Linked DNA regions of Homo sapiens: region 1 is linked to region 2. Evidence: read pairs that join two places in POLR2A ChIA-PET (ENCODE). Cell type or tissue: Caco-2. All regions are shown on one strand. Each heading gives the region's core, and the rest is flanking DNA. Links, peaks and the distances in the headings are about the cores only. Region 1 holds the start of HAVCR1 (hepatitis A virus cellular receptor 1). Region 2 holds the start of TIMD4 (T cell immunoglobulin and mucin domain containing 4).

Region 1 (11,918 bases), core at 2,286-7,285, 95 kb before region 2:
CTTATTTAAACTTTGCCTGGGCAAGTTTAGTGTGAGAAATAGGAGGAAAAACTAAAACTGCAGAAAATTGTGTGGTACATTTGTGTTAAGCCGTATTTATTCAGGCTGGCTTGAAACTGTGACTTTAGGCGCAATACATACTTTTGGTGAGCTTCTCCTTATCTGTAAGATGGGTATTGTGTAATAATATGGAAATGTGTTGAGGGCATAGCTCTGTTAGTAGTTTTATAATTTTTAAAGTAAAAATATTAGGGGGCGTGGTGGCTCATGCCTATAATCCCAGTGCTCTGGGAGTCTGAAGCAGGGGGATTGCTTGAGCCCAGGAATCTGAGACCAGCCTAGGCGACATAGTGAGATCCGCCTGAAAAATAATAGAAAAATTTGCTGAGTGTGGTGGCACATGCTTGCAGTCTCAGTTACTGGGGAGGCTGAGGCAGGAGGATGGATTGAGCCTGGGAGGTGGAGGATGAAGTGAGCCAGAAAACTCTGTCTCAAAAAAAAAAATGTAAAAAAAAAGCCCATATAAAGATAATGTGCAGTAAAGCAGAAGCCTAGTACTGGCTGCTGACTTTTATGACAGAGTCTTGCTTTGTTACACAGGCTGGAGTGCAGTGGCTCAATCATAGCTCACTGTAACCTTGAACTCCTGGGCCCAAGCGATCCTCCCACCCCAGCCTCCTGAGTAGCTGGGACTACAGGAGTGCATCACCATGCCCGGCTAATTAAAAAAATTTTTTTTGTAGAGATACGGTTTCGCTATGTTGCCCAGGCTGGTCTCAAACTTCTGGGCTCAAGCAATCCACTTGCATCGGCCTCCCAAAGGGCTGGGCCTACAGGTGTAAGCCACAGCACCCAGCCTTGCTGCTGACTTTTTGTTTTGCTTTTTGAGACAGAATCTTGCTCTGTCACCCAGGCTGGGGTGCAGTGGCTCCATCTCAGCTCACTGCAACCTCCACCTCCCAAGTTCAAGCAATTCTCCTGCCTCAGCCTCCTGAGTAGTTGGGACTAGAAGCACCCGCAACCATGCCTGGCTAATTTTTTTGTATTTTTAGTACAGTTGGGGTTTCACCATGTTGGCCAGGCTGGTCTGGAACTCCTGACCTCAAGTGATCTGTCTACCTCGGCCTCCCAAAGTGCTGGGATTATACATCCGGCTGTTTTGTTTTGAGAACGGGTCTTGCTCACCGGGAGTGGTGGCTCACGCCTGTAATCCCAGCACTTTGGGAGGCCGAGGCAGGCAGATCACCTGAGGTTGGGAGATGGAGACCATCCTTGCTAACATGGTGAAACCCTGTCTCTACTAAAAATACAAAAAATTAGCTGGGTGTGGTGGCACATGCCTGTAATTCCAGCTGACACAGGAGAATCGCTTTAACCCGGGAGGCGGAGGTTGCAGTGGGCCGAGATCGAGCCATTGCACTCCAGCCTGGGCAACAAAAGTGAAACTTTGTCTCAAAAAATAAAAATAAAAATAAAGAAAAAGAGAGAGAGAGAGAAAGGGTCTGGTTCTGCTGCCCAGGCTGGAATGCAGGGGTGCAATCACAGCTCCTTGCAGCCTTGACCCCTGCTCAATTGATCCTTCAATCTCAGCCTTCCAGGTAGTTGGGACCACACACTTGTGCAACCATGCACAGCTAATTTTTTTATTTTTATTTTTTGTAGAGATGGGGACTCACTCTGTTGCTCAGGCTGGGCTGCTGATTTTTGAAGGTTTGTAGTAGTCTCATGTGTTAGAAATTATTGAGCTTGCAAAGATTAGTGAGTATAAGCAATTTGGTTTGTTTGGAACTTTGTGAAGCTTAGAGTGATAGGGTGTGACCAGCCTGGGAAGGTGGGCAGCTTTTAGAGTTTGGACTTTGCCTTAAAGGCACTGGCAAGCCATTAAATGCCTTTGAAGTGGAAATGATTTTAGAGAAATACATGGGAAGATTAAGAAGTTATCTGCTGATGTGAGTCCTCTTCCTCCCCCATAGCCTGCACCTGCAGGTAGCTGCAGAGCATCAACCACATGACCTCCTACTTCCAGTGATACCTGAGTGCTGCCAGATGGTGGAACATTTGTCCTTACTTCATTTGCTCTCCTAAAGCTCTCTTCAAATTCCCCAAACCTCTTCCCCATCCTTACTGCTAACCACAATCTCCGCCTCCCGGGTTCAAGTGATTCTCATGCCTCAGCCTCCTGAGTAGCTGGGATTACAAGCATGTACCACCACGCCCGGCTAATTTTGTATTTTTAGTAGAGACAGGGTTTCTCTGTGTTGGTCAGGCTGGTCTCGAACTCCCGACCTCCAGTGATCCGCCTGCCTCAGCCTCCCAAAGTGCTGGGATTACAGGCATGAGCCACCGTGCCCGGCCCTTACTGCTAACTTTTAACTGTTTCCTTTTTCACTGAGGAAGCAATCAACCTGGAGTTTCCCCAGACATATGTGCCCACTTAGCGTGTGCACCAACAGGCTATCCCTGGTTGTGAATTAGAACCTTCTACTTGGACAAAGGATCACACTCCTCTGTTTACTTGTTGCCCCAGCAAATTTTCCCTTTCTTCCCCTTGATTGTCTCCAGATCATACAAACATGCTGTTATTTTTATCACTTAAAAAAAAAACACCCAGGATTTTCTCCTTCCATTTTTGCAAAACTTTTATTTTTTTTTTGGAAGATGGGGACTCACTCTGTCACTCAGGCTGGAATGCAGTAGTACTACCATATCTCACTGCAGCCTCAAACTCCTGGGCTCAAGTGATCCCTCCCGCTTAGCCTCCCAAATGGCTGGTACTATAGGCACTCAAGTCCAACTGCTTTTCTCCATGCAAACTCCTTGAAAGTGTTTCCTGTATTCAATTATCTCCTGATTTTCCTTCTTGTAAACTTTTTACTGCAGTATAAAGTACTGGGGCTCACTGATAATCTCCAGCTTGCTCAGTCTATGACAAATCTTATTCCTTTCCTTTGCAGCATTTGACTCATGATTGCTGCCTGTTCTTTGATGCGTTTGCTTCACTTGGCTTCTAGGACCTTTTTGCTTTTTCTCTTACCTCCTTGGGCTGCTTCCATTTCTGTATTGGTGCCTCTTCCACCTCAGCATTTTTTTTTTTTTTTTTTTTTAAGACGGAGTCTCGCTCTCTCGCCCAGGCTGGAGTGCAGTGGTGCGATCTCGGCTCACTGCAAGCTCCGCCTCCCAGGTTCACGCCATTCTCCTGCCTCAGCCTCCTGAGTAGCTGGGACTATAGGCGCCCGCCACCACGCCCGGCTAATTTCCACCTCAGCTTTAACAAATTTTTTTAAAATTAATTAATTTTTTTTTTTGAGACGGAGTCTTGCTCTGTCACTCAAGCTGGAGTGCAGTGGCATGATCTCGGCTCACTGCGACCTCTGCCTCCCAGGTTCAAGCAATTCTCCTGCCTCAGCCTCCTGAGTAGCTGGGATTACAGGCATGCGCCATCACACCCGGCCAATTTTTGTGTTTTTAGTAGAGACGGGGTTTCACCATGTTGGCCAGGCTGGCCTGGAACTCCTGACCTCAAGTGATCAGCCTGCCTTGGTCTCCTAAAGTGCTAAGACTGCAGGTGTGAGTCGCCACACCCGGCCTTAAAATTTATTCTTATGTAGAGATGGTGTTTCACCATGTTGGCCAGGCTGACCTGGAACTCCTGACCTTAAGTTATCAGCCTGCCCCGGTCTCCCAAAGTGTTGGGATTACCTGCATGAGTCAACATGCTTGTCCCCATTTTAATCTTTTGATGCTGGAAGGCCCCAGGACCTAGTCCTTAGCATCAGGCATTCCTTTGAATCTCATCCTTTGAATTCCTACCTCATTCAGGCTCCTGGCTTTAAAATACCATTTTTTTTTTTTTGAGGCGGAGTCTCGCTCTGTCGCGCAGTGGCGCGATCTCAGCTCACTGCAAGCTCCGCCTCCCAGGTTCACACCATTCTCCTGCCTCAGCCTCCCGAGTAGCTGGGACTACAGGCACCTGCCACCACGCCTGGCTAATTTTTTGTATTTTCAGTAGAGACGGGGTTTCATCGTGTTACCCAGCACAGTCTCGATCTCGTGATCCGCCCACCTCGGCCTCCCAAAGTGCTGGGATTACAGGCGTGAGCCACCGCACCCAGCCAATACCATTTCTAAGCCAGTAACTTGTAACTGTATCTTTAGCTCAGACCTCCCTCCTGAACTCCAGCAGTCTCCACACAGGTCTAAGACATGTCAAACTCAACATACTTAAAACCCTGAATATTTCCTCTAAAACCTGTGGTCATGCAGGTTTTTGTTTTTTGTTTTTTGTTTTTTTTGAGATGGAGTCTTGCTCTGTTGCCCAGACTAGAGTGCAGTGTCACGATCTTGGCTCACTCCAACCTCTGCCTCCTGGGTTCAAGCAATTCTCCTGGCTCAGCCTCCTGAGTAGCTCAGATTACAGGCACCCACGACCATGCCTGGCTAAATTTTTGTATTTTTAGTAGAGACAGGGTTTTGCCATGTTGGCCAGGTTGGTCTTGAACTCCTGACCTCAGGTGATCCACCTGCCTTGGCCTCCCAAGGTGTTAGGATTACAGGTGTGAGCCACTGAGCCCAGCCTTTGCAGCTCTCCTTGTCTTAATTGGCTGGAACCTCCAGCTCTTCCCGTGGCTCAGGCCGAAATCCTTGGAGTCATCTTAGGCCCTTTCTCCTCATATCCTACAGGAAATCCTGTTTGCTCCACCTTCTCCACCTCCTTGGCTCAAGCCATTCTCCTGCCTCAGCCTCTTTAGTAGCTGGGACTACAAGTTGCATGCCAGCATGCCTGGCTAATTTTTCTTTTTCTTTCTTTTTTTTTTTTTTTTGTAGAGACAGGGTCTCACTATGTTGCCCTGAGCTCCTGGGCTCAAGCAGTCCTCCCGCCTTGGCCTCCCAAAGTCCAGGGATTACAGCTGTGAGCCATCACATCTGGCTACTCTAGGTTGAGTGAGGAAAGTTCATTGACCACTTCCACTGCTAACCCATCTCTTCTGGAATCTTTCCATAGTCTCCTGACAGGTCTTCCTGCTTCTCAATCTAGCAACCACAGTGGTCCTTCTCAAAGGAAGTTAGATACTGTCACCCTATGCCCTTGCAGTGGTGCTTCTTTTCATGTGGGGTGAAAGCCTATGTCCTCAGAATATGGCTCCTAAGCCCCATGTGTCTGTCCTCTGCCCTCACTCCTCTGTGATCCCTGTCCCTCGCTCTGTTGCAGTCACGCTGGCCTCTCTTGCCCTGTAAACACACCAGGCACCCTCCTGCCTTAGGGCCTTTGCCCTTCTTGTCTGTCTCCATGGAAAGCGTTTGCTGTCTTGGCTAACTTCCTTGTCCTTTGTCTTAGTTCAAATAATCACCTTCTTGGTGAAAGTAATAGAGACTATTCAAACCTGACCACCTTGTTTAAAATTGCAACTCAGTGCCTCCTCAACCCTCCACTCCCAACCACCTTCACCCTGCTCTTGTGTATCCTTTTGCCTTTTTTGCATTAGCATTCCTCAACTTGTAATATGCTGATAAATTACATTTTAGTGATGTTTTAAAAATCTGTATATTTATTTTTCAGTTAAAAGTTAGTTACATGAGGCCAGGAGTGGTGCTCACGCCTATAATCCCAGCACTTTGGGAGGCCAAGGCGGGCAGATCACTTGAGGTCAGGAGTTCGTGACCAGCCTAACCAACATGGTGAAACCCCGTCTCTGCTAAAATTACAAAAATTAGCCGGTGTGGTGATGCATGCCTGTAATCCCAGCTTCTTGGGAGGCTGAGGTAGGAGAATCGCTTGAACCCAGGAGGCAGAGTTTGCAGTGAGCTGAGATCGTGCCATTGCCCTCCAGCCTGGGCAAAAAAAGCGAAGCTCCATCTCAAAAAAAAAAAAAAAAATGTAAGTTACATGAGGCCAGGGGTCTTTGGTTCATTGGTACATTCCAGATGAATAGGATCATTTCTAACATATCGCAGATCATCAACAAATAATTGTTAAATGAGTACACTTTTGGTATTTTTATATATTTTCTTTCTTTCTTTCTTTCTTTCTTTTTTTTTTTGAGACAGAATCTCGCTCTGTCACCCAGGCTGGAGTGCAGTGGTGTGTGATCTCAGCTCACTGCAACCTCCACCTCCCAGGTTCAAGCGATTCTCTTGCCTCAGCCTCCCTAGTATCTGAGACTACAGGCACGCGCCACCACGCCTGGCTAATTTTTGTAGTTTTAGTAGAGACAGGGGTTTGCCATATTGGCCAGGCTGGTCTTGAACTCCTAACCTCAAGTGATCCTCCTGCCTTGGCCTCCCAAAGTGCTGGGATTACAGGTGTGAGCCACCATACTTGGGCTTTTATGTATTTTCTATGGTAAACATAGGTGGTACCCTGTAATTTTTATATCTTTGTAAAAGATATAAAAAAAAGAAGCATTATATTACTTGTTATGAAATCAGAGGAGTAAGTGAAGGAAAATAACTAGCTTAGGGCAGTGGGCAGGGCAGGAAGAGAACTGAAAGGTAGGAAGACAGTTTTGGAGGGAATTGCAGAAGTCTGGATTATAGAGGCCTAATATAAAGTGATGGGGATGAGGGAGAGACTGACAGGTACAATGATGTGGAGTTGGTGAGTCCCTAGTTGTGGAGGGGGCCTAAGAAGATCTTGCTGTGGTGAAAGCATGGGGAATATGAACAGCTGAACTGTTTTGCAGGAGGCTGGAGCTGGAGGTACGATGTGCGCTGAGATAGCAGGGAAGTAAGTGGTGATTGCAAGAAAGAACAGTGAATTATTTTCTTTTCTGAATTCTTTCTTTTTTTTGAGACAGGGTGTCAATCTGTTGTCCAGGCTGGAGTGCAGTGGCACGATCTCAGCTCACTGCAACCTCCACCTCCCGGGTTCGAGCAATTCTCCTGCCTCAGCCTCCCAAGTAGCTGGGATTACAGGCACCCACCACCGTGCCCGGCCCATGTTCTGAATCATTTCAATTCACTGCCGTTAATCTTGGTTTATACAGATGCAGCTCCCTAGTGAGCAGCTGGAAATTCAGCTTTGGTGCCCAAGTATTGTCACTTCCAGCTTTACCCTACAACTGGGATGCATCCTTCAGGGGGGTCATGAAGTTTGCCCTAAAGAGTAGTGATCCCTGGAGGTTGTATAGCTCATTAAAAAAATCCACTGTGCTATATTGTTTGGGAGTCTTTAGAACACAGGCGTCTCTCATGGGAGATGGTCCTGTGTCAGAAAATTCAACCCTATGGAATTGTACAGTTATGTAACATCTCAGAGCCTTGGCTCCACATCCCTGTCCTGGCTCTCTCTGGCTCATCATTTCCTCCAGTTGAAACACCCTCCACCCATTCTTCTCACATGTCACTTTTTAAGAAATTCTTCCCACCCCCCACATTCCGTCATCAAAATGAATGGTCTTTCCCTATGGGTTTGTGTTTCCATTTGTTTATCTATTCAATTAATAACTTTTTTTTTTTTGAGAAGTCTCACTCTGTGGCCCAGGCCAGAGTGCAGTGGCATGATCTCCGCTCAGGGTAAATTCTGCCTCCCGGGTTCAGGCGATTCTCTTGCCTCAGCCTCCTGAGTAGCTGGGATTACAGGCACCCGCCACCACGCCTGGCTAATTTTTGCATTTTTGGTAGAGTTGGGTTTCACCATGTTGGCCAGGCTGGTTTGGAACCCCTGACCTCAAGTGATCCTCCCACCTCGGCCTCCTTTGGATTACAGGTGTGAGCAACCATGCCTGGCTTCAACACTTAAATTGCCTTAAAGGAGTTTATGGTCTGGAGTTGGGTGCCACACAACACAGTCACTATGTGTGACAATTTAAATTTTATTTTTTTGTTTTTAATTAATTTATTTTTTTGAAAGCTCTGTCATCTAAGGCTTGAGTGCAGTGGTGCCATCTCAACTCCCCGAAGACTGTCTCCTGGGCTCAAGCAATCTGAAATTTTAATTAAAATGAAATTAAATAAAAATTTTTAGGCCAGGCATGGCGGCTCACACCTGTAATTCCAGCACTTTTGGAAGTTGAGATGAGCGTATCACTTGAGGCCAGGAGTTCCAGCCCAGCCTGGCCAACATGGTGAAACTCCACCTCTGCTAAAAATACAAAAATTAGCCAGGCATGGTGGCGCGTGTCTGTAGTCCCAGCTACTCAGGAGACTGTGGCAAGAGAATCACTTAAACCCAGGAGATGGAGGTTGCACTGAGCTGAGATTGTGACACTGCACTCCAGCCTGGGTGACAGAGTCAGGCTCTGTCTTGGAAAAAAAAAAAATTAAAAATGCCTTGGTTGCCTTAGCCACATTTCAAGTGCTCAATAGTCATATGTGGCTAGTGGCTGCTGTAGTGCACGACACTCACACAGAATAACTCTGTAACCAATATTCTACTGGAGACAGAATCGATCCTATGGAATTCAAATTCAAATCCTATGGAATTGTACAGTTATGTAACATCTCAGAGCACTGGCTCCACATCCCTGTCTTGGCTCTCTGTGGCTCATCAGTTCCAGAATAACTCCGTTACCAGAATAACTCCATTACTAAAATTCTACCGGGCAGCACTCTATAGGAGGGAATAGAGACAGACACCACATATATTGCACACACAGATAAAATGGATTAAGGAAAACAAGATAATAATAGTGAGAGGGACTGGTTGGCTACTTTAGATTGAAGGACCTGTGAAAAATGTCCAGGGAGGTCATATTTAAGCCGGGATAAAAATGAAAAGGAAAAAAGTGAAAATGGTGGGGCTGGGGAGCTAGATGGAGAACACAGCCACGGAAAAGGCCTTAGGGTTGAGGCAAGTTGGAAAGAAAGCTCTAGTAGCTGGGGCTGAGTCAGCAGGGGAGAGAGTGGTAGAAGAAATCTATGGGGTAGGTCAGGGCCAGACCACCAGGGCTTCAGTAATTTGAGTAAAGATTTAGGAATTATTATTATTATTATTATTATTATTTTTCTGAGAGAGTTATGAGAGGGTTATAAGTGGGGGAATGATGTAGTCTGATTATATATTTACCTTTACCTCACTTATCCTGATTTCATTAGTTGCTTACTTACCCATGTCCCTGCCCGATTGCACAAGTCTGGATTTTTGACGTCCCTAGTATATTGAGTCATGTCCCATCAGCTCAATATGTTAGTAATAACTGGTTGAATTGAATTAGCTTTTTTTTTTCAATCTTTTTTTCCTTAAGAAACAGGGTCTTGCTCTGTCACCCCGGCTGGTGTGCAGTGGCACAATCATAGCCTCCAACTGCTGGGCTCAAGCAACCCTCCTGCCTCAGCCTCCTGAGTAGCTGGGACTACGGTCAGGTACACAAGGCCTGACTATATTTTTTGTTCGTTTTTTTTGCAGAGAGGGAGTCTTGCTATGTTGCCCAGGTTGGTCTCAAACTCCTTACCTCAGGTGATCCACTTGCCTTGGCCTCCCAAAGTGTTGGGATTACAGGCGTGAGCCACTGTGCCTGGCAAGAAATGAATTTTTATTTTTATTTTTGAGATGGAGTTTTGTTCTTGTTGTCCAGGCTAGAGTGCAATGGCTTGATCTCGGCTCACTGCAACCTCCACCTTCCAGGTTCAAGCAATTCTTCTACCTCAGCCTCCTAAGTAGCTGGGATTACAGGCGCCCGCCACCACCCCCAGCTAATTTTTGTATTTTTAGTAGAGTCGGGGTTTCACCGTGTTAGCCAGGCTGGTCTTGAACTCCCGACCTCAGGTGACTGGCCTACTCGGCCTCCCAAAGTGCTGGGGTTACAGGCACGAGCCACCATGCCCGGTCAAGAAATGAATTTTTAAACGCTGCCATACAAAACACTATGCTGAGATCATCCACTTCCCCATGAACCCTGTCATGAGCTGCAAGATACAGACCACCACTGCCTCCTTGGAAGTTACTGAATTCTTAGACCAGAAGAGGAGTTAATGAAGTACTAGGCAAGCTTACTCATGTTTGTATGGTTTAATGATTAACAGCAGAAGTCAACAGCCCGATTTAACGCATGTGGGTGCTTGACACAGAGCCTGCTATATAGTATTCTCCAAAAACCTCAGCTAGTGCTATTACTGCATATGATGTAGGTTTAGTTTTCCAAGTTCTTCCGTGGCCCTTTTTGCTTATTATATCAATCCTTGGTGGGAGATAGAGGAAGCATTTTTAGTGCTATTTTACAACTGAGGAAATAGAGGTTTGAAGAGAACTCAGGAACTCTCAGGGTTACCCAGCATTGTGAGTGACAGAGCCTGGATCTGAACGTAAGTCTGCTCCAGACTTCTGTTTCCTGAAGCATTCTCTTGAAGTCCCTTGGTAAGGAGGTGTAGTCTGAAGCATGTTGTACAGGAGCATGAAAGGTTAGGCACAGTGATTCACATTCACTCTCAATTTCTCTTGCTAATGGCAAACTTGGCAATATGACTGTTAAGGCTAGGGATAAGTCGTTGTGGCCACTGAGTAGGAAAAGCTCCACGTCCACCAGAGGCCCAGTTTACTCTGAAAAGCAAGTGCATCTCTGCCACTGGAAGGCTGGCATTTGCTCTCGTGCTGCCATTGAGCCACGCTGGTTCTCTGCTTCCAGTTTCCTTTTCTTTTCTTTTTTTTTGTTTTGTTTTTTGAGACGGAGTCTTGCTCTGTCGCCCAGGCTGGAGTGCAGTGGCGCGATCTCGGCTCACCGCAAGCTCCGCCTCCCGCGGGTTCACGCCATTCTCCTGCCTCAGCCTCCCGAGTAGCTGGGACTACAGGCGCCAGTGACCACGCCCGGCTAATTTTTTGTATTTTTAGTAGAGACGGGGTTTCACCCTTTTAGCCAGGATGGTCTCGATCTCCTGACTTCGTGATCTGCCCGCCTTGGCCTCCCAAAGTGCTAGGATTACAGGTTTGAGCCACCGCGCCCGGCCCTGTTTCCTTTTTGTTTGTTCCCCTGATACCCTGTATCAGGACCAGGAGTCAGTTTGGCGGTTATGTGTGGGGAAGAAGCTGGGAAGTCAGGGGCTGTTTCTGTGGACAGCTTTCCCTGTCCTTTGGAAGGCACAGAGCTCTCAGCTGCAGGGAACTAACAGAGCTCTGAAGCCGTTATATGTGGTCTTCTCTCATTTCCAGCAGAGCAGGCTCATATGAATCAACCAACTGGGTGAAAAGATAAGTTGCAATCTGAGATTTAAGACTTGATCAGATACCATCTGGTGGAGGGTACCAACCAGCCTGTCTGCTCATTTTCCTTCAGGCTGATCCCATAATGCATCCTCAAGTGGTCATCTTAAGCCTCATCCTACATCTGGCAGGTAAGTGAGTAGGTGCCCTGGGCGGGAAGAAGGGAGTAGAGGGGGGTTAGAAGCCAGAGAATGGGGTAGGGGAAGGGGAGGGGATGGTGGTGGTGGATTAATGTAGATGTTCTTTGGGTACCGTTGTATGGCTATGAGTTAACTAGTGAGCAGGACCAGAATAAAGTTTTAGGCCAAAGAAATTGCTTAACTGCTGTGAATTACAACATTCATGGCTAAATGAACAAGGCAAGATGCAGCACAGTGTGTCACAGGCTGCCCTTTGTGTTTAAACAAAAAGGGTGTGGTTAGATGTATATGCATAGACACATGTATATAGGAAATAGTGACAGTGGGTAATGTGGGATGGGGGCAGAGGGTGGGAGGTGGAGGGAGAGTTAATCCTTATTGTATTTTTTTGTGCCTTCCGATTTTTTTCAGCCACATTCAATTCTCTTTCTTTCTTTCTTTCTTTCTTTCTTTCTTTCTTTCTTTCTTTCTTTCTTTCTTTCTTTCTTTCTTTCTTTCTTTCCTCTCTCTCTCTCTCTCTCTCTCTTCATGAGGTCTCACTCTGGAGTGCAGTAGGGCAATCTTTTTTTTTTTGAGACAGAGTCTCACTCTGTCGCCCAGGCTAGAGTTCAGTGGCGTGATCTCGGCTCACTGCAGCCTCCGCCTCC
Region 2 (11,918 bases), core at 3,088-8,087:
TTTCTGTATTTCTTCAGATGGAAACTCTTTCCTCTTCCGAGACTAAAACTAATGTAACAATGACTTTTTGACGCAACTGCAACATGTATCCACCCAAGCTCCATTTCTCCTTTTCTATTTGTGGATCCTCCCTTTGTCAGGTTGATTTATGAGGCCAATTGACTCATGCCAGCTTCTTCCCATCTTTTTTCCTTTGCTTATAAGTTGAAACTTTTTCCTACGTCTTATGACTTTAAAGAACTTGCCCATAAGTAATCTCACTTAATTCTCAAATAGACTCTACACTGAAGGCATTATTCAATCCTTTTTTACAAATAAAGAAAATAAATTTCAGAGGTGAGACAGGGTCTCACGAAGATTTCTGAAATATTTACATCTTCTGACAGCCACTCTTACCTTCTTTCCACTTTGTGTTATTTTCTCCTATTAATGAATCAAAATGTTGACTCATTCATTCATTCATTCTTCAGGTACTTATTATCTATTAGAAGCCTGGCATTGAATCAGCCACAGGGTTGTATGTACTTGGTCTCTGTGCTCTGCTGTCCATTGCTCAGGCAACAGCCTTTTCTTCTTCTAACAGGACTCTAATTTTCTTCAGGGAACCAGCAGGTTTCATCTCCCAATCTGAAGGACCCTAGATCCCTACCCCAGGCTCAAGGCGTAGGCCTGATTGGTCTAAACCAGTCATACCAAGAACCCAAAAGGAAATGCAATAAAAACAAAGATAAATAGCTGGGACCTAATTAAACTAAAGAGCTTTTGCATGGCAAAAAAGAGCAGTCAGCAGCATAAATAGACAACCCACAGAGTGGGAGAAAATCTTCACAATCTATACATCTGATAAAGGACTAAATCCAGAATCTACAATGAACTCAAATCAGAAAGAAAAAAAAAAAAATCCCATCAAAAGTGGGCTAAGGACATAAATAGACAATTCTCAAAAGAAGATATACAAATGGCCAAATAATTATATAAAAAATGCTCAGCATCACTAATGATCAGGGAAATGCAAATCAAAACCACAATGAGATACCACCTTACTCCCGTGAGAATGACCATAATTAAAAAATAGAAAAAAAACAAAACAGTAGATGTTGGCGTGAATGTGGTGAATGGGGAACACTTCTACATTGCTAGTGGGAATGTTAACTAGTACAGCCAGTATGGAAAACAGTGTGGAGATTCCTTAAAGAACTAACAGTAGATCTACCATTTGATCCAGCAATCCCACTACTGGGTAGGATTTTACCCAGAGGAAAAGAAGTCTTTACTTGAAAAGGACACTTGCACACACATGTTTATAGCAACACAATTCACAATTGCAAAATCTTGGAACCAACCCAAATGCCCATCAATCAATGAGCAGATAAAGAAACTGTGGTGTGGAATACTATGTAGCTATAAAAAGGAATGAGTTAACAGCATTTGCAGTGACCTGGATGAGAGTGGAGACTATTATTCTAAGTGAAGTAACTCAGGAATGGGAAACCGAACATCGTATGTTCTCACTGATATGTGGGAGCTAAGCTATGAGGATGCAAAGGCATAAGAATGGTAGAGTGGACTTTGGGGAGGACTTGTGGGGAAGAGTGGGAGGAGGGTAAGGGATAAAAGACTACAAATATGGTGCAGTGTGTACTGCTTGGGTGATGGGTGCACCAAAATCTCACAGATCACCACTAAAGAACTTACTCATGTAACCAAATACCACCTGTACCCCAATAACTTATGGAAAAATAAAAAATAAAAATAAATAAATAAACCAGTCATAGCCACCTCATGCAATAGATTTGGGGGTAAGCTGGTGGCTTAGTTCTGGATAAGTCAAGTCTGCTGAGAAGGGCTTCTCTTCCCAAATAAAAAGTCAAAGACTAACAATGTGAAAGCCTTTCTGTCTCCCCTTTGCCCTTCCCAAACATGAACTTGATGTCCAGAAGTACCTCAGCCCTCCTGTGACCAGGGTGTGACAAACCAGTATGGAGGAACAGAAAGAGAAGAGTCTGGCTCCTTGATGATATTTTTGATTCCTTGGGCTGTCTACATCCAGGCTTCTTTTTATGAGAGAAAAAACAAGCTCCTTATATGTTTAGGCTTCTGTGAATTGGACTTTCTGTTCCTTCCAGTTGACTGGATTCCTAAGTGACTTAAATGATTGTTTTGGCAACAGACTCATAAAAAATTTCTATTTGTACTAGATTTGTTAGTCATTGCCTACCAAACCCAGCCACTTCTGAGCAACCATACTCCATCCACAGCCCAATTGCTGAAACTGCAAATGGAATGGTAGCATTCTGCACGGTGGGATCTTTCTTCTCCAGGGTAAGGCTGATCTCAGGGTAGCCAGTCACAGAGGCAGCCAGTGGAAAACAATCTGAGGCTTACCTTGGAAAATGCGAACCAGAGGGGCTCAAGTTCTCCCTCAGGAATCTGGCATTTAGAATAGAAAGAATGAGTGAGTGAGCTCAGAGAGCTGGGTTGAGGGTTACTTAGAGGATTTGGGGCTAGGGTGTATAATAAGGACCATGAGAAAGCTGACCTTATGAGAAAGCTGGTCAGGGGAGAGGTTCAGAGAGGGACAGAAAGAGATACCCCAGAGAAGAGCAGAAGTAACACCTTGATGTTTCCTAATGAGGTGCTGATTCCAGATTGCCTGTGCCCTTGTCATGAGTAACCTCCTCCTCGGGGTGATTTGAGTGAATCTCTATTCTTGTCCTGATATCAGCTCGAATATACTAGGCAGTAAAAGCTATATTTCGAGTTAAGTTTTCAATGTCTTCCAATCCCTCTTTCCTTGTACGTATAGTGCCAAATATAATACCTCCTTTGAGGGTTTGTTGCTGGGATTACATGTGAACAAGACCTAGCAGAGTGTTTAGCACATAGCCACAGCTTAGTGAATGTTCATTCCTTTTCCATTTCCCTAGCGCCTAGGTTGTGAGTTTATTGAAGGCAAGAATGACTCATCTGATATGACAGTCTCAGGGCTTAGCACAGTGCCTACACATAACATGAACTCAATGGGTTGGCAAACATTTTCTGTTAGGACTAGATAGCAAATATTGTTGGGTTTGTGGACCATATGATATCTGTTGCAATTATTGAACTCTATTATTGTAGTGTGAAAGCAGCCATATGCTAAAAAATGGAAGTGACAGTGTTGCAATAAAAGTTTATTTACAAATATGGGCATTGGGCTATATTTGGTCCATGGGCCTTAATTTGCTGACCCTTGCTATAGATGATGAAGAAACGAATGAATAAAAATGAACGAATGGGATTTTATTTAATAATGCCATTTACCAGAAAGAAAGTATTGGTACTATAAAGGACTCTTTATCCAGAAAAACCTGGATTCTATTTTCATCCCATTACATAAGAGTCTTTTATCTTCTCTGGCGTCATGCCTTTATTGTAAAATGGGGTCTGATAATCCCTTCTTTGTTTAAAGGTTTGGAACTGTCAGGTCTGTAAAGGTAAAATCTATGCCTTATTTGTCTTTATTCTCAGGGCCTAACAGAATTCTCACATGTCTAAGCATAATAGGTTGACAGGCACTTGCTGAATGATTAAAAGGTTGAGGTGAATCAGATGTTTGATGAAGCAGGTGGTTGGACCAGATAATAGTATAAACTCTTGTATTACTTATTCATTTATTTATTTTTTGAGACAGGGTCTTGCTCTGTTGCCCAGGCTGGAGTGCAGTGGCATGATCTCGGCTCACTGCAACCTTTGCCTCCCGGGTTCAAGTAATTCTCATGCCTCAGCCTCCCAAGTAGCTTGGACTACAGGCACATGCCACCACACCTGGCTATTTGTTGTATTTTTTGTGGAGATGAGGTTTCACCATTTTGCCCAGGCTTGCCTCAAACTCATGAGCTCAAGCAATTCACCTGCCTCGGCCTCTCAAAGTGCTGGGATTACAGGTGTGAGCCAGGGTGCCCAGTCCTAAACTCTTAAAATAGGAAAAACTTTAAAATCATCCAGCCAAATTCTCGCTTTGCAGAGGGTTTTTTTGTTTTTGTTTTTTTCAGAATTAAGATTCCAAATGACTGCAAACCCAATGCAAATTGACTTAAGCCCAGAAGGAAATGTATTGCCTCATTGATGTGCCTTGTTTCAGGGATTCCACTCATGTCATAGACCTAGACTTGCTTTAGTTCCTCACTTGCCTTCTGCTTGATTGGTTCTCTTGTGAGGTAGGCTTTCCTCGTTGGTGGCAAGACTGCTGACATTAGCTTCCAGCTCACTTCCTCACAGCTCAGACCACAGGAAAATAGAGAGGGTCTCTATCTGTTAAAAGTCACAATAAACATCTCAAGATTGTGTATCCTTGACTTCATTTGAGTCAATTGCCTATCCTTGAGCCAATTGTGCCCATGAATGAAATCAACGCCACCTGAACTGCATTGACTGAGAATGAGGGAAGTCCGGTTCTCCAGAGGCAAACCTCCAAATGCAGAGAATGAAGGTGGCAAAAACATGAAATATCCAGCACTGCTTTGGACTCTGTCAATAATATGCTTTAATAAAAACTGAGCATCAAATATTAGGATGTTTGTGAATATTCTGAAACTTGATCATGGAATCTAACTTAGGAAGAGACAACCAAGTTTAGTCTCTTTTTCCGGTGTTTGACCCCTCCAGATACTAGATTACTTTTAACATTTACACTCTTAAAACAAAGGAATATGTGCATTTTAAAAAATGAATTTTATTTTAAAGCAGTTTCAGATTTGCAGAAAAATCAAAGATAATACAACAGAGTTCTTATGTACCATACACCTGTTTCCCCTATTATTAACATCTTATATTAGTGTGATATATTTATTAAAATTAATGAACCGGCCCGGCGCTGTGGCTCATGCCTGTAATCCTAGCACTTTGAGAGGCCAAGGTGGGTGGATTGCTTGAGGTCAGGAGTTCAAGACCAGCCTGGCCAATGTGGTGAAACCCTGTCTCTACTTAAAATACAAACAATTCGTCGGGTGTGGTGGCAGGTGCCTGTAATCCCAGCTACTTGGGAGGCTGAGGCAGAAGAATCGCTTGAACCCAGGAGGCAGAAGTTGCAGTGAGCCGAGATCATGCCACTGCACTCCAGCCTGGGCAACAGAGCAAGACTCTGTCTCAAAAAATAATAATAACAATCAAATCAAATCATATAAATGAATCAGGATTGGTACATTATTATTATCTAAAATCCATACTTTATTTATATTTTCTTACTTTTTAGCTAATGGCCTTTACCTGTGCCAAGATCCCACCTGGGATACTACATTAAGTTTATTATTTATTTATTTATTTAATTTATCTTTCAAAAATAGAGACAATGTCTCACTATGTTGGCCAGGCTGGTCTTGAACTCCTGAGCTCAAGTGATCCTCCCACCTCAGCCTCCCAAAGTGCTGGGATTACAGGTGTGAACCACCTCACTTTGCCTGTTTTCTTCATGTCAGTGTCATGGGTTTTGAGGAGGAAGTCCATAGAGATAAAGTGACCCTTATATTACATCATGTCAAGGGTACATATTATCAACTCAACTGATTGTTGATGTTGATCTTGATCAACAGGCGCCTGAGGTAGTATTTGTCAGTTTTCTCTACTGTAAAGCTACTCCTGCCCCGCCACTCCCCATTGTATTTTTTTGAAAGAAGTCAGTAGGTCAAACCCACACTGAAAGAGTGGGGAGTTAGGCTTTATCTCCTTGAGTGGGGAGTATCTACATAAATTATTTATAATGCTTCTGGGGAGAAGATTTGTCTATTCTCCCCTACTTATTTATGGAGTCATAATTTACTTCTGTCAGTATGGACTCAGATATTTATTTTATACTTTGGATTATAATCCAGTATTCTTCTATTTATTTTGTTGCTCAGGTTGTTCCAGCTTTGAGGTGGAGCCAAAGCTTTTTGGAAGCTCTTTTGATAATCTCCTTTGCTCTTTAAAATAATCTCATTATTGTGGGATTCTTTTTTAATTTTCCTTTTTTTTTTTTTTTTTTAAGCACTTTCTTGCTGTTACTTACTGACATTGCAGGATGTTCCAGGTTCAGTCCGTATGTTTTTCACCTCAGTACTAGAGTCAGCCATTTCTCCAAGAAGCCCTGGTTCTTTTTATGGGAGGATGGAATTAGAAATTAAGATGTGGGTGCTAGGTATGCTCAATATAGCCATTTTATTTTATTTTATTATTTACTTATTTATTTATTTTGAGATGATCTCCCTCTGTTGCCCAGGCTGGAGTGCAGTGGTGCGATCTCAGCTTACTGCAACCTCCGCCTCCCGGGTTCAAGAGATCCTCCAGCCTCAGTTTCCCGAGTGGCTGGGATTACAGGCTCACACCACCACACCCAGCTAATTTTTGTATTTTTAGTAGAGACAGGGTTTTGCCATGTTGGCCAGGCTGGTCTCAAACTCCTGGCCCCAAGTGATCTGCCTACCTCGGCCTCCCAAAGTACTGGGATTACAGGCATGAGCCACCATACCCGGCCTCAATATATGCATTTTTAATAGTCAAGTTGTAAAAGGTTTATAACTAAAAAAATAGTGAATTTCTTTCCCACTTTTTTGCATTAAACTCTTTTGAGCTTGTTCTTCTGGTTTTTACCTTCATATTACTCACAGCGTGTTTATGCTGGTATTGTCTGATTGACCAATTTGAGACACTATTTGTTGACTCCCTGTAAAGGTGAATAGACTTTGGCTTTCTTACACCCCCACCCCGCTTCCTCTCTACCAATTTTTCCAGTGTAGTCAAATCAAAATATGTGTTAAGTTGGGGCACAGTGGCTCATTTCTGTAATCCCAGCACTTTGGGAGGCTGAGGCAGGCAGACCACTTGAGGCCAGGAGTTCAAGACCAGCCTGGCCAACATGGTGAAATCCCATCTCTACTAAAAATACAAAAATTAGCCGGGCATTGTGGTGCATGACTGTAATCTCAGCTACTTGGGAGGCTGAGGCATGAATCACTTGCACCCTGGAGGCAGAGATTTATCCGAAGTATTCCATGCAGTGAGCCAAGATCGCACCACTGCACTCCAGCTTGGGTGACAGAGTGAGACCCTGTGTCAAAAAAATAAATAAATAAAAATAAAAATGGTGTATTAAGCCAGTAGCCAGATTTTACATTATTACCAGCATGTAACTATTAATATCTTTCACACTTAGCAAATGCACCATAATTACATTTCTTTTCTCGTACAAAATTTTATCTTTCCTGGTTGTAATAATTATCTCATTTTTTGTTTGTTTGTTTGTTTGTTTGTTATTTTGAGACGGAGTCTCGCTCTGTCACCCCAGCTGGAGTGCAGTGGCATGATCTTGACTCACTGCAACCACCACCTCCCTGGTTCAAGGGATTCTCCCACCTCAGCCTCCCAAGTAACTGGGATTACAGGCATGTGCCACTGCACTCAGCAACTTTTTGTATTTTTGGTAGAGATGGGGTTTCTCCATGTTGGCCAGGCTGGTCTGGAACTCCTGACCTCAAGTGATCCAACTGCCTCTGCCTCCCAAAGTGCTGGGATTACAGGCGTGAGCCACTGCACCCAGCCTTCATTGTGTTTTTTTCTTAATTTCCCAAGTATCCATCAAAAATTCATCCCATGGCTGTGGGCAGTGGCTCATGCCTATAATCCCAGCACTTTGGGAGGCTGAGATGGGAGGATCACTTGAGACCAGGAGTTTGAGACCAGCCTGGGCAACATGGCAAGACCCTGCCTCTACAAAAATTTAAACAAATTAGCTGGGTGTGGAGGCACACCTGTGGTTCCAGCTACTTGGGAGACTGGGGCAACAGGATTGCTTGAGCCTGGAGGTTGAGGCTTTACTAAGCCATGTTCATACCAGTGCACTCCGGTCTGGGCAACAGAGCAAGACCCTGTCTCAAAAAAAAAAAAAAAAAAATTCATCCCAAGTATTCCATCATATCTGCCAAACACCTATCAAAGTTATTTTCAAATTACCTAAGTACATGAGCTTATTCGTGACACTCACTACCACCACCCCAAGGCTTATTCCTCTGCTCTTCTGCCCCAGCCTGAGGTGGTTATTAAAGTAATTATTCTCCAAAGATGCTTCCCCTACCACTCCAATGAACCACACTTCCTCGCATTCACATCCTTGTATTGCTCCCTCCACTTGAATTCTCTGGGATGGCCTTATAATTTGCCTTTTGACCAATAAAATACTGTAAAAATGATACTGAATGTTACCTAAGGCTAGGTCATAAGAACCTTTGTGGATTATTCCTGAGCATGTTGGAATGCTAATTTTTGAGAAAGCCAGATCCTATGTAAAAAATCCAACTACTCTGAGACCACCATACTGTAAGGAAGCCCAAGCTTCCATGTAGAAAGGTCATGTGGAGAGAGACAGTTGTCAGTCCAGCCCCTATCTCTTCTAGTCATTCTATTAATTTGCTAGACATACAAGTCCAGCTAGAAGTGTCATTTTGGATGATCAGTCATGTGAGTGAGAAAGTTATCTTGGACAAATAGTCCAATCTAGTCTTGAGATAGCCACTGTCACTGGGTGAGAGCTACCCAGCTGAACACTGTCATCCCAGGGAATCATGAAAAGTACATTGACATTGTTCAGGCACTAGGTTTTGGGGTGGTTTGTGATGCAGTGAAACAGTTCCCCTCTAGGTCTGTTCTGCAGTTTTCTTTGTGAAATTTTTCTTCCCTGGAGTTAGATGTCATGTTTTCTGGACCCCATGACTTTCTGTTTCCTGGTTATTTCTCCCGTTTTGCTACAGATTTCTCTTCCATAACTTCTAGGAAAGGAAGTATAGTAAGTAAATTTTGAATCTATGTCCAAAAAGGCCTTTATTATGATCTTACATTTGAGAAATAGATTGTCTGCGAGTAGGATTCTAGGTTGAAATTAAATTTCTCCTCTGGATTTTTTTTTTTTTTTTTGGACACAGGTTCTCTGTCTGTTTTCCAGGCTGGAGTGCAGTGGCACAATCTCAGCTCACTACAACCTTCACCTCCCGGGCTCAAGCAATCCTCCCACCTCAGCCTCTGGAGTAGCTAGGACCACAGGTGCGCATCACCACACTCGGCCAATTTTTTGTATTTTTGGCAGATATAGATTTTCTTTTCCTCTTTTTTTTTTTTTTTTTGATGGAGTCTCCTTCTGTCACCCAGGCTGGAGTGCAGTAGCATGATCTCAGCTCACTGCAACATCTGCCTCCTGGGTTCAAGTGATTCTCCTGCCTCAGCCTCCCAAGTAGCTAGGATTACAGGCATGCACCACCACACCCAGCTAATTTTTGTATTTTTAGTAGCGACCAGTTTTGCCATGTTGCTGGGACTTGTCTTGAACTCCTGACCTCAAATGATCTGCCCGTCTTGGCCTCCCAAAGTGCTGGGATTACAGGCGTGAGCCGCCACGCCCGGCTGATACAGGTTTTTACCATGTTGCCCAGGCTATTCTGGAACTCCTGGACTCAAGTGATCCACCCACTTTGGCCTCTTAAAATGCTGGGATTACAGATGTGAGCCACCACACTCGGCCTTCCCTCTGAATTTTGAAGGCATTCGTGCATTATTTTCTAGCTTTGTTGTTTGGAACAACAATGCCATTCTATTTCCAAATCCATTCAGTGCAATATGTTGTTCTTTCTCTCTGGAGTCTTTTCGTATCTTTTCTTTATGTCTGATGTTCTCATATTACATGATAATGTCTTGCTTTTTGGGGATATTTTTATTCATTGAGTTTAGCATTTGATTGACCCGCTCAATACTGAGAGTCATCTCCTTTAGTTACGAGAGTCTTTCCTTTATTATTTCTTTAGTAATTTCCTCTCCTCTATTTTCTTTTTTAATGTTCTGAAACAATCCTAGTCCTTTGACTTTGTAGATGGTTATAATTTCTAACAAATTTTCTTAACTTTATTTTTCAAAACTTCCATAAAATTCGGGACATTTTTATAATGTCTATGTTCTTTTTCATGAATGTAAAATCTTTCTTTCTGAGAAAATATTAGCTTTTTAAAAAGTTTTTGAAGTTCTCTTTAGCTCTCCCTGTTATTTTTGTCTCTTTTTTATGTTAAATGCTTTCCTCAAATGTCTGATGATCCCTGGTTATCTGTTCATATCTGAAAGGGACACTAAAGACTCATTAACAGTTCTGCATGCATGGCTGAGGCTCATGCACTGATGAACTTATTGAAGGAGGGTTGAGTGGTTTTGTTGGGGAACACTCAAAACTATAAATATCTGAAAATGTTTTATTGGGACCACTTAGTTTATCCAGAGATTAAATCCTCCAGTTTCCTGGGATAGAATGGGGAAAGGATCCCTTGGTTCTGTGGGCATTCAGTGGGAAGATTCACTCTGAATCCCGTTATTTTCATCCCTGCTCATGTTAGTCTGGCTTCTCTGGGTCTAGAACCTCACCTGATATTTAGATTTTTCACTGATACCTTCAGTAGAAGCAATGTTGAATGTTTGAGGTTTGCTGGCTGTTTACAATCAATTAAGGATTTTTAAAAATCTAGAACATTTGTGAATTCTTATATTTTCTTCCTGGTACTAAGTAGGAGCTAGCCACAGGTAGGCCTCATCATATGGATACATTACCCAAACGGTCACAGGTCAAAGGACAATGTAGTGATTAACCATAAGCTTTGGAATCAGGAAGTTCTGGGCTTCAGTGTCTTCCTAAAACTTAAAAAAAAATTTAATTTTTTTATTAAACTTTTTTTTAAATAAAAAATTGAGATGGGGTTTCGCCATGTTGATCAGGCTGGTCTCAAACTCCTGGCCTCAAGCGATCCTCCCATCTCGGCCTCCCTAAGTGCTAGGATTACAGGTGTGAGCCACTGTGCCTGTCCTCACTTTTCTTTCTCCATTATTAGGGCAAGGAGGCCAGGGGACAGGGTGAGGGAGAACCTAGAATGGGAATGGAGGCAACTTTCAGTCTAACTATGCTTTGGCCCCATGAGGAATCTACATGTAAACACTTGCCAGTATGGAGAGTCAATTGCACTTTGTGACAGGCTGTACAGCAGTTGGGACAACTGTGGCACATGCACAGGTTATACAGGCATATTTGCACCAGCACATGCATGGATGCTTGTGCACATATAGGAAACCCACTATACACATGGACAAAGAAGCACAAGTATGTCCACGCCATCCCTCCACACACACACTAGTCACCAGGAGAAAAGGGCTCAGCACATTTCATCATGCATCGCCCATTGGGGGAAGCCATGTAGGACAGGAGAAAGGGAAGATTATGAGGCAAAAAGAGAAATGAAACTAAAGAGTCCCACCCTGTCAGCATTAACTGGGATATAAGAGGTTGGGCTTTGGATAGATAGACAGACTCCTGGGTCCGGTCAACCGTCAAAATGTCCAAAGAACCTCTCATTCTCTGGCTGATGATTGAGTTTTGGTGGCTTTACCTGAGTAAGTGTTCTGAAACCTTCTATGTAGAAGTTTCCAGAGGACTTGCTATTGTGTGATGGATTTCCATGCACTGGTTTGGGCCTCAGTGAAGCAGAAGCTCACTTCATTTCTGCATCCCTCCCCTCTCCCTACCAGGCTTCCTTCTGTGGAGGGTCTCTGTCCTGCCTTGTTACACAGAGGTTTATCCAGAGACTGGTCTGGGGGTTTTAGGCTGGGGTAATTTGGGCTTATATTGGAAACAGCAACTGAAGAAGAGACACAGAAATAAGTGGTCAGATAAATTGGGGAAAAGAGATTTCCTCTATGGGTGTTATTCATATAATCAATAAGCCAGGAGAATTTGTTCTGGTGAGAATTGTGATAATTCTTATCATTCCCTCTGTTTTTAGAAGTGTTTGCTTTTTGTTTTGTTTTGCTGGGGTGAGGCTTTATGTAAGGTTTCTTTTCTGCACGTTGTTTTTGGGTTTTGGATGATGCAAGTGTACACACTCAGT

What was found. ChIA-PET counts read pairs that join two places held together with the same protein. Peaks named below come from ENCODE experiments on the same cell type or tissue, not always from the same donor. Only the 100,000 strongest peaks of a DNase experiment are listed, where the experiment ranks them.
Region 1: POLR2A ChIA-PET joins it to region 2 with 12 read pairs; 2 of 35 experiments call an interaction of 5 or more read pairs at or near these places.

What each region holds. Positions count from the first base shown.
Region 1 is chr5:157,057,242-157,069,159 of GRCh38, reverse strand. HAVCR1 (hepatitis A virus cellular receptor 1) reads left to right here and starts at 10,044. Exons shown (of 9, transcript NM_001173393.3): 1 at 10,044-10,239; 2 at 11,205-11,262. The coding sequence starts at 11,217. In Caco-2, for the core only: no CTCF peak of the experiment used is centred there; DNase peaks (open chromatin) are centred at 3,689 and 5,209.
Region 2 is chr5:156,962,647-156,974,564 of GRCh38, reverse strand. It overlaps TIMD4 (T cell immunoglobulin and mucin domain containing 4), which reads left to right and starts at 11,339. Exons shown (of 9, transcript NM_138379.3): 1 at 11,339-11,424. The coding sequence starts at 11,367. In Caco-2, for the core only: no CTCF peak of the experiment used is centred there; no DNase peak of the experiment used is centred there.